Regions from separate parts of the Homo sapiens genome. Here region 2 is linked to region 1. Evidence: chromatin loops called from intact Hi-C (ENCODE). Cell type or tissue: thyroid gland. All regions are shown on one strand.

Evidence for each region. Peaks named below come from ENCODE experiments on the same cell type or tissue, not always from the same donor. Only the 100,000 strongest peaks of a DNase experiment are listed, where the experiment ranks them.
Region 2: a loop joins it to region 1, with 2.3 times the contacts of the local background. A loop is called at or near these places in 75 of 110 quality-filtered maps.

What each region holds. Positions count from the first base shown.
Region 1 is chr17:42,022,270-42,027,269 of GRCh38, forward strand. NKIRAS2 (NFKB inhibitor interacting Ras like 2) reads left to right here. Exons shown (of 4, transcript NM_017595.6): 3 at 130-371; 4 at 1,385-3,372. The coding sequence ends at 1,624. ZNF385C (zinc finger protein 385C) reads right to left here. Exons shown (of 9, transcript NM_001392013.1): 9 at 3,307-4,864. The coding sequence ends at 4,628. Among named protein-coding and RNA genes, the nearest start is that of NKIRAS2, 4.7 kb to the left of the region's middle. RefSeq lists an enhancer at 2,668-2,717. In thyroid gland, a CTCF peak has its summit at 2,822 (motif pointing right); a DNase peak (open chromatin) is centred at 2,852; H3K27ac peaks cover 746 bases.
Region 2 is chr17:41,969,986-41,974,985 of GRCh38, forward strand. It overlaps CNP (2'',3''-cyclic nucleotide 3'' phosphodiesterase), which reads left to right. Exons shown (of 4, transcript NM_033133.5): 3 at 1,907-2,046; 4 at 3,490-5,000. The coding sequence ends at 3,939. Among named protein-coding and RNA genes, the nearest start is that of CNP, 5.7 kb to the left of the region's middle. RefSeq lists an enhancer at 3,188-3,307. In thyroid gland, no CTCF peak of the experiment used is centred here; no DNase peak of the experiment used is centred here; H3K27ac peaks cover 551 bases.

The sequences.
Region 1 (5,000 bases):
CTGTCAATTCTCTGGCCTCCTCAGCCCCCTACATTCCTTTCTCCCCATTTGGTCAGCCTTAAGATGCTCTCATCACTCACATTTCCCATCTCTCTCTCCACTTCAGACAGTTTTCTCATTTTATACCAGGTTCGGAGATGATCGAGACGCAGGAGGACATCTACGTGGGCTCCATTGAGACAGACCGGGGGGTGCGAGAGCAGGTGCGTTTCTATGACACCCGGGGGCTCCGAGATGGGGCCGAACTGCCCCGACACTGCTTCTCTTGCACTGATGGCTACGTCCTGGTCTATAGCACAGATAGCAGAGAGTCTTTTCAGCGTGTGGAGCTGCTCAAGAAGGAGATTGACAAATCCAAGGACAAGAAGGAGGTGTGTGGCATAGGCTTCTGGTGGGAGCCTCAGTGGTCAGAGAGTTTGGGCGGAGGGCTGGTTTGGGAAGCCTGGCATGGCTCCATTCTTCACTCCAAGGTGAGTTAGGAGCCAGAGGTGGGGTGGAGGCCACTGAGGGTATCTTTACCCTCAGGATTGGCTGCATGTTGAGTCTGCTCAACAAAAGAGGCCTCTTTGTGGTTTAAGGGGTCCCTGACCTAATGTATGAAGCCCCCATTTAGTTGTTGAAGGGGTCACTGACCTAATGTATGAAGCCCCCACTTAGTTGTATGAAGTCCCCACATAGTTGTCCTTCCTGATGGTTCTGTGCTTTTAGCTATGAAAGCCCTTCTTTTGTTTGTTTGTTTGTTTGTTTGTTTGAGACAGGGTCTCACTCTGCCACCCAGGCTGGAGTGCAGTGGCATGATCACAGCTCACTGCAGCCTCAACCTCCCAAGGCTTAGGTGGTCCTCCTGCCTCAGCCCCCTGCTAAGACTACAGGTGCATGCCACCACACCTGGCTAAGTTTTGTATTTTTAGTAGAGATGGGGTTTTGTCATGTTGCTCAGGCTGGTCTCAAACTCCTGGACTCAAGCAGTCCACCTGCCTCAGCCTCCCAAAGTGTTGGGATTACAGGCGTAAGCCACTGCATCTGGCCACGAAGGCCCTTCTGTTCTCCAGAATCCCACAGTAAGCTGCAGGGTTCTGGGAGTGCTTCCTCACCTGTTGTTGAGCCAGAAACTGACTGCTAATAATGAGCATGTATGGGCAATACAGAGCTGGTGATAGAACTCCTAAAAGGAGGGCTAGATGGAGGCCAGAATTTGAACAGAGGAAAGAGAAAAAAAGCAACCATCTCCTTCCCCACAATGAGTGGTATGGAATCTAGAAAGAGATGAGATATCAGCCATTGAGCTTTCCTCTCATAGAACTCCTAGGTGGTTGCCAGCCCCCATGTCCATTCCTGGTTCTATGGTACATTCACAGGCCTATGCTCTGTCCCTCTTCCCCAGGTCACCATCGTGGTCCTTGGCAACAAGTGTGACTTACAGGAGCAGCGGCGTGTAGACCCAGATGTGGCTCAGCACTGGGCCAAGTCAGAGAAGGTGAAGCTGTGGGAGGTGTCAGTGGCGGACCGGCGCTCCCTCCTGGAGCCCTTTGTCTACTTGGCCAGCAAGATGACGCAACCCCAGAGCAAGTCTGCCTTCCCCCTCAGCCGGAAGAACAAGGGCAGCGGCTCCTTGGATGGCTGAAGAGCTGCCGTTCCTCTTTCACGATCCCAGCCCCATTTCAGTGTCTGGGGCTCTGGTAGATGTGTTGAGGGCAAAGTAGAGGACAAGCTGTCTTTCCCAGTCAGCCAGGGAGCTCCCCGCCAGGCCACGCCCCAGCCACTTTGCTCCCTCTCACCTCTGGGAAGTGCAAATACTCTTGGTTGACATCCCCTTCCTCAGCCCTCCCAGCCTACTCCCCATCCCAGCTTTTAGAGGATCTGCTCCACTGTCTCCTGGGGCAGTTGTGGGTCACTGTCCCTTCCAGCTGCCCCAGACAGGAAGCAGAGTCACCACGCAGCAGTGTCCCTTCTTGGGTCTGAGTTCCTATTATAGGTAGGGGCCCCACCCTCTGGGCTTCCCATCAGCGACACACACACACTTATGGCACCAGCCTGGACTCCAGAAAAAGGGTGTCCAGGTATTGTGTGTATGCATTTAGTTGTGCACACACAAATATGCTCCTATACTGGCATTAGGCGTCTCCTCATCCCTCACCCTGACCTTTCTCCTGTCCTTTTCTTGGCTGGAAGAAGTTGGCCTCCTGGGAGTGTAGTTTTCTGTTTTAAATCCCCCACCCCTGGCTGGGCTCAGTGGCTCACCCCTGTAATCCCAGCACTTTGGGAGGCCAAGGCGGGTCGATTACTTGAGGTCAGGAGTTCACGACCAGCCTGGCCAACATTGTGAAACCCCATCTCTGCCAAAAATACAAAAGTTAGCCGGGCGTAGTGGCACATGCCTGTAATCCCAGCTACCCGGGGAGGCTGAGGCAGGAGAATTGCTTGAACTCAGAAGGCGGAGGCTGCAGTGAGCCGAGATCGTGCCACTGCACTCCAGCCTGGTCAACAGAGCAAGACTCCATCTCGAAGAAAAAAAAAAAAAATTCCCCACCCCTACCAATTGTTTTACTTCCTCTTCCTGCTCAGGGAGCAGATGGGCCTCACTGGTTGAGATGGAATAGAATAACTGGGCTATGAGTCACCAGCCCACTTTGTGACCCAGCAAGACCTTTCCCCTCTCTGGGCATCAGTTTCTCATCTGTAAGATGACCAGAGTTGCTTAGATGATCTCCTAGATCCTTTCCAGTTCTCTTGATTTCGTAAAGCCAATGGCTTCTCCCTCTTTAAGGTGCTATGCCAACCAGCCCTGGAGGCTGGGATCTGCCGCTCCCTCCAGCCACCAGGGGGCAGGAGTGCACTACCTGCTGTCAGTCACCAGAGTGGCCGCTCAGTGCCCAGCCCGCCAGCCTCGCTCTTGGAGGCTGCTCTTTATCCTGCCTGTGGTTTTCAGCTCAGAGCTGGACTTCTATTTATAAGTTACCTGTATTTATATTTATATGCCCGCTCTCATGGTGAAGGCTGGACAAGGTGCTCCTCTGGCCCCTCCTTCTTACCTCAGATGCCTGAACAGAACAAGGCAAACCCGTAGCAGCCTCTCAGGAGCTGACAGGTCCTCTTTCGGGGCTCAGGAGGGTGGGCACACACCCAGCGGCCTGCAGAGTAAGCTTATTACCCACAACTGTGCCCGCTTTGTGCTTCTAAGGTGCACACCTAGCCTAGGTGAGACACTGCAGCCAGGCAACCACCGACACACGCCCCTTCTCAAAGCCAGAGGTGAGTGGGGCAGGTGCCCGGGGCTGGGTGAGTGGAATTAGGACACACACAGGCTTGGGCTTCAAGTTCATTTATTGATGCATTGGTTGGACACAATAAAACCACAATTGTTATCAAAAAGTTTCCCTCCCCTCCCCCTTTTTCTGGTTCTCCCATTGGAAATGTCTTTAAAAAACAAAAAAAAGATACAGGGGGATACTGGCAGGGTCCCATATTGTGGGGTGGGGAGGGGGCAGTGCTGCAGTGGAAAGGAGTTTGTGACATTGACATTGACAGCATGAAAATGGGTCTTGCCAGTGCATGTGAGACTGCCTCCCAACACTCAGCTTCACAGTGGCAGGGGCTGGTTGGGAGAAGGGAAAGCTGAATTTAGTGCTAGGACCAGTTTGGAGTGGGAAGCTGTAGGGGAAAGCTCTTCCTTTGGGAGCTCTGCGGGGGGTTCGGTGTTAGCTGAGTCCATAGTCTGAGGGAGACCCACACCCGCCCTCCAAGAGTTGGGGTTCAGGAAGTCAGAGAAAGGCTAAGAAGAAGAGCTTCTGAGGGATGAGTTACTCCCTCAATATTAAGACTGGGCTTATCAGCAAGTATCACTTGAACCAGGGAGGCAGAGGCTGCATGCAGTGAGCCAAGATTGCACCACTGCACTCTAACCTGGGCAACAGAATGATACTCTCAGACAGAAAAAAAGACTGGGCCCATGAATGCCCAGAAGACTTAAGATTAAAACAAAACCCTGGGCCCAACCAGAACATCACCTCCTCTCTTAGTCCCACCCCTTCAGAGCAGATGAAGCCCCCAAAAGCTTTCAGAACCAGCCCCACTACCTCCTTGGCTCTGCCCCACCTTAGCACTGCTGATCGAAGGACTTTTGGGTCCCCCTTTCTCCTCCATGGTCCTCTGTCACACTCCCATGGTCACCTTGTCCTGACAGCCTTGAGCCTGCTGCAGCTAGAGACCCCATCCCTATCTCCAGTGAAGCCCCAAAGCCTAGGAATAGAGGTCAGAGAGTCGTCCCCTGGCTAGGAGAGGATGGCTTGTAGAAGCTAAGATTCCTAGAGTCTGGCCATGTGGGTCTTGGGTGGAGGAAAGTGAGAGCACCACATGGCTGGGGCTGAGATTTTGCATAGATCTTTGGGGTCTGTCAGGGTGGGAAATGCAGGCAAGCCTAGGATTAACCCTGGAAGGCCTGCGAAAGGAGGGTGGGGACAGTCCTTGGAAGGCAGCTGCCCTTAAAACTAGCCCAGCTCTTTCTGGATCGGGCAGGACCCCTGAAGCTGTTCACAGTCCCTGTGGCATGTAGGAAACCAAGGTGTCTCAGGACAGGAGGAGACAAGGAGTGGCTATTGGGAAATCAGCTCTGGCCTCCCCATGAGGGCTAATAAGGGGCAAGGACGATAGGTCCTGTGGCAGGGCGGACAGCTCCTGCTGGGGTGCGAAACAGAGCTGGGCCCAGGATGGGAGCCGGGAAGAGGGTAGTGGCTGCTGTAGGGGCAGGGCGGAGGGCCAGGGGCCCTGGCAGAGCACAGATGGCAGTGGCTGCGGTGGGGAGCGGGCTGGGCAGGAAGCGGGCTGCCAACGTCTTGGTGAGTTGCTTCTGCAAGGCCAGTTTAGACTACACGGAAAAGAAAGGAATGGACACAGTCTCCACCCCAGAAAACCCCACCCCCTCCCTGGGGCCCATCCTCAAGCTTTTTGCTGCAGGGAAAGCGTGCCTTTTAGAGTTCCAAACCTAAATCCTCCTCCCTTCC
Region 2 (5,000 bases), 52 kb before region 1:
TAAACTTGAACTCTGCAGTGAACTGTGGTGCTTGCAGTGACATTGGCCAGGAGCAAGCCCTGTACCTGTGAGCTGGTGGCTCTGCCCTGGAGTGACTACTGCTCAAAGTTGCTTTTAATATTTATTTATGAGACGGAGTCTTGCTCTGTTGCCCAGGCTGGAGTGCAGTGGCATGATCTCGGCTCACTGCAACCTCCGCCTCCTGGGTTCAAGCCAATTCTCTGCCTCAGCTTCCCAAGTAGCTGGGAATACAGGCGCCTGCCACCATGCCCGGCTAATTTTTTTTTATTTTTGTATTTTTAGTAGAGACAGGGTTTCACCATCTTGACCAGGCTGGTCGGTAGCACAAAAGAAAGGAGGGGCCCTTGGCCCAAGATGGGACGAATCAAGCTTGACAGGATGATTGCCAGATCTTTTTTTTTTTTTTTTTTGAGACGGGGGTCTTGCTCTGTCGCCCAGGCTGGAGTGCAGTGGGGCAATTCGGCTTACTGCAACCTCCATCTCCCGGGTTCAAGCAATTCTCCTGCCTCAGCCACCCAAGTAGCTGGGATTACAGGCACCCGCCACCATACCTGGCTAATTTATAAATTTTTAGTAGAGACAGGGTTTCACCATGTTGGCCAGGCTGGTCTCAAACGCCCCGCCTCAATTTCCCAAATTGCCGGGATTACAGGTGCGAGCCACTATGCCCAGCCTATTTTATTTGTAAAGGAAAACTGGATTTTTCTGCCCAGGATTAGAGCAGGAGAAATGTAATGGGCCAGCAAGGCTGCTCTCAGGAGAGGCCTTCCTCCCCTGTGGAGGGCGAGACATCCTCATGGGGACTCAATTCAGAACATAACAGGAAAAAGCGAGTGACTCCAAAGACAGCCACAGGTGTGGAGTCTGGAAATCAAAATCACAGATACTCCACTCCTCTTTGTGTCTTCCAGCCCCATAATGTCACCCCATTATAGTCCAAGACCCTTCCTGTACCAGGAGGCCCCCCCATAGGCCTGCAAGGTGTGTATTAAACTGATGGTGACGTTGTGACTGCTTGTCCAGATGGGCCCCTGAGTGAAATGGGGCACTACTGATAGTTCCCTGGTGGTCCTGGGAACACTGGGGTATATGGTCACCCTAACTGTTGTGCTGGATTGATAGATAGGGTTGGTCACTTGCCCGAGGCCGATGGCTGGTACATGGCAGAGCTGAGATATTCACTGTGTTCTGGCTGTTTCCACCGTACCATGTTGTTCCCAGCCCTCTGTTTTCTTTCCACCCCACTTCCCATGACTTGCTTCCCCTTTGAGACGTGGTGCTAGTAAATCTTAGATTCCCTTGGCCTGTACTGCCTGCCTCTGTTACAAATGCCTTAGAGTTTGGAGAAGAGATGGAAAGATCTATACAATGTAAAGCCAGAGAATTTTAACTTTTTTTTTTTTTTTTTTGGAGACGGAGTCTTGCTCTGTTGCCTAGGCTGGAGTGCAGTGGCACTATCTCGGCTCGCTGTATCCTCTGCCTCCTGGGTTCAAGCAATTCTCTACCTCAGCCTCCCAAGTAGCTGGGATTACAGGCGCCCGCCACCACGCCTGGCTAATTTCTTTGTATTTTTAGTAGAGACGGGGTTTCACCATCTTGGCCAGGCTGGTCTTGAATTCCTGACCTTGTGATCCACCCACCTCGGCCTCCCAGAGTGCTGGGATTACAGGTGTGAACCACCGCACCTGGCCTGAGAATTTTAACTTTTTATTGCTCTAAAGTTGCCATTAGTTTGACCAACTAACCAATGAATGAGCTGTAGTGGGTTGCTGGAGAGGTGATGCTTAGTGTCCGAGTGTTTTGCGCTGGGCCTCGGTGGTCCTGGTGGCGGATGTTGGTATGCCCCTGCTCCCCTGCCCTGACTGCACCCGTTTTCTCCCGGCAGTCGTCCCTGGGGATGAGCCCAGGGAGAAGATGGACTTGGTCACCTACTTTGGAAAGAGACCCCCAGGCGTGCTGCATTGCACAACCAAGTTTTGTGACTACGGGAAGGCTCCCGGGGCAGAGGAGTACGCTCAACAAGATGTGAGTCTTCCCCAGGGACACATGGGGGAGGTGGGAGGTTGGGGGAGAAGGGGCTGCAGCATCTTCTGAAGATAGGTACCGGTGCCAGGCAGGGACCAAAAACCAGATGGCAGCTCAAGAAAAATGGCATCTCCTCCTCCTAGCTCCCCTGTCCCCAGGCGTAGCTGCATAGACCTCAGCCGCAGGTTCTAAGGAGCCTGCCCTGGCAGTACTGCCAGCCTGTGCATTCACCTGCCCCCAAGCACCTTCGCCTTCTGCAGATTCATGGAGAATGCTGGTCCACAGTGGGCTCCTGCTCTGGTCTCTCTGAGCCTGTTTTACCTTCCAAAGACTAGGAGTCCTTCGCCCCCAGGGAGCCTGGTGCACTGAGGTCCCCATCCCTGTCCCCAGGTCTGAGGTCTGGCCTGGCCCCAGAGTGAGGGAGTTTCATACGATAATGAAGCTTATTGGCTAATGGGTACGAGACCTTTCTGCACCACACAGCTGGCACCTTACACCCACAGCCACTGACAGTGATCCCTGAATGCCAGGCATGTCACCCATATCCACAGTCTCCAACTTCCAAGTGTCCACCCCCAAGCCCACTCTCCCACTTCTCTGCCTAGGTTAGCACAATCGTTTGTTTGTTCACTAGAGTGTCCTCCCAAATGGAAGCTCCCCTGAGGGCGAGTTTTTAAGTTTCGTTGACTCCTGTGGTTCCAGCACCCTAGCATAGTGGAATGAATATGTAACACCTGAGCTACCATCCCTAACCATGCCTTCATTTAGCATTTATTAACTACCCATTTCATGCCAGACACTGTTGGGACAAGGGATCGTGAGCAAAAATAGAAAAGCGTTTATGCTGAGATGGGATGGGCTGTCTCAAAGAATCAGATAGAAGCAGACATATCATCAGATGGGAACCAAAGTGTAAGAGCAGGTTTCCATCAAGGGCGAGTCTGACCTCAGTCTGACCTCACCCTGTCCTCCAGGGCGCTGTCTGGGTCCCAGGGGAAGCTGAGCGGTGCCAACAGTAGCAGCTGTTGTGTGCGCGGACACCCCTGTGGGCTGTTTACCTAGTCACTCTCATAACCACATTAACTCTGAGGTAGGCTCTGGTTCTCCCTGTTTTACGGGTGATGAAGCCAAGGCACCGAGAGGTCAGCCAGCCCGCTGAGGCCGGAAGCCAGTGTGCAGGGAGCTGGGCTCCCTCAGGAAGTCCGGCTGTCCCCGTGTGGCCCTGTCTGAGCGCCTTCGTGTTTCTCACTTGAGCCTGGAGCGCCTATGGAAGGTGCGTGCCGCAGTTGTTAGTGGATGCTGGGCCTATACCGACCCCTGCTCAGCTGTGCTCACTTCTGTTAGACTTCCCCTTCTCTCCTCCAGGAGGGACCCTCCCTGGGTCAGCTGTTCCTCAAGAGCCTGCCATCTCTAGCTTGGGCCCCTCTTTCTCACTCTCCCCAGGTGTTAAAGAAATCTTACTCCAAGGCCTTCACGCTGACCATCTCTGCCCTCTTTGTGACACCCAAGACGACTGGGGCCCGGGTGGAGTTAAGCGAGCAGCAACTGCAGTTGTGGCCGAGTGATGTGGACAAGCTGTCACCCACTGACAACCTGCCGCGGGGGAGCCGCGCCCACATCACCCTCGGCTGTGCAGCTGACGTAGAGGCCGTGCAGACGGGCCTTGACCTCTTAGAGATTCTGCGGCAGGAGAAGGGGGGCAGCCGAGGCGAGGAGGTGGGCGAGCTAAGCCGGGGCAAGCTCTATTCCTTGGGCAATGGGCGCTGGATGCTGACCCTGGCCAAGAACATGGAGGTCAGGGCCATCTTCACGGGGTACTACGGGAAAGGCAAACCTGTGCCCACGCAAGGTAGCCGGAAGGGGGGCGCCTTGCAGTCCTGCACCATCATATGAGTGTTCTCACCACCACTTATGCCCCTAGAAGGGAAGGGGAGAGGGAAACGTGCCCTCTGTTTGATCCTTGTTTTGTGACATTTTTTTTTTTTTTTTTTTTACTCAAAGTTAACCTACCTGTAACTTTTTAAAAACTTGTAAAATAACTGACCCTCCCTTCCTGTCCGCCCTCTTCCCCTCTAATGCTCACGCTCCCAACACAAGGTGGGCAGGGAGGCACCATTCAGGAACCTGGACCAAAGCTGACGAGGCTGGGCCAAGCCAGGGATGGGGCCACAGCCAGAACCCCGAGCCCTACTTCCAGGTTCTGGTTAGCTCAGCCCCAGCCCAGCCCAGCTGCTCTGCCCAGAGCTGGGTGAGTGGGGAGACACCTCAGAGCCCCGCAAAACCCACTGACCGGAGGCAAAAGGCAGTGGGGCTGGGGGTAGTTTTCCATGGTCACAGAGAACTAGTGGTGGCTCTGAGAAGGGGAGGACCTCTGGGCTTTGATTCCATCTCCTTGTCTTTTTTCTTTGTTTTTAGAGACAGGGTCCTGCTATTTCCCAAGCTGGAGTGCAGTGGTGCGATCATGGCTCACTGCAGCCTCGAACTCCTGGGCTCAAGCAATCCTCCTGAGTGATCCCATTTCTTAATCAGTGTAGCCCCAAGAAGGCTGGGGCTATTTACCAGGGTAGAAAAAGGAGCTTACCTCCCACCTTTGGTCCTAAGTCCCTGCCCCCTCCCCTTCACACCATAACTAGGTAACAGTTTGATAACTAGGGAAGAAAGCAGAACAGTTAAGCAGCCGCCACATCCCCGCTGGCTGGGGGCCTCACTCCAGGAAGGGGCTGGACTGGCTGTCCTTTCCAGTGGCCTGGCTCCGCTGTGTGGATGGGGAGATCGGGGCCAGAGGCAGAACCCTGGTGAGGAAGCTCCAGTCCTGCTCTCTACCCAGCCCATCTTGCCTCCATGGTGCCTCTGGAGGCCTCTGGGCCTCCTCTAACAGGGGCTGGTGGGCACCAAGAGCCAATGGAGTAGACCCCTGGCTGGTAAGGGCCAAGTCCCACCGGTTGCTTCTGGGA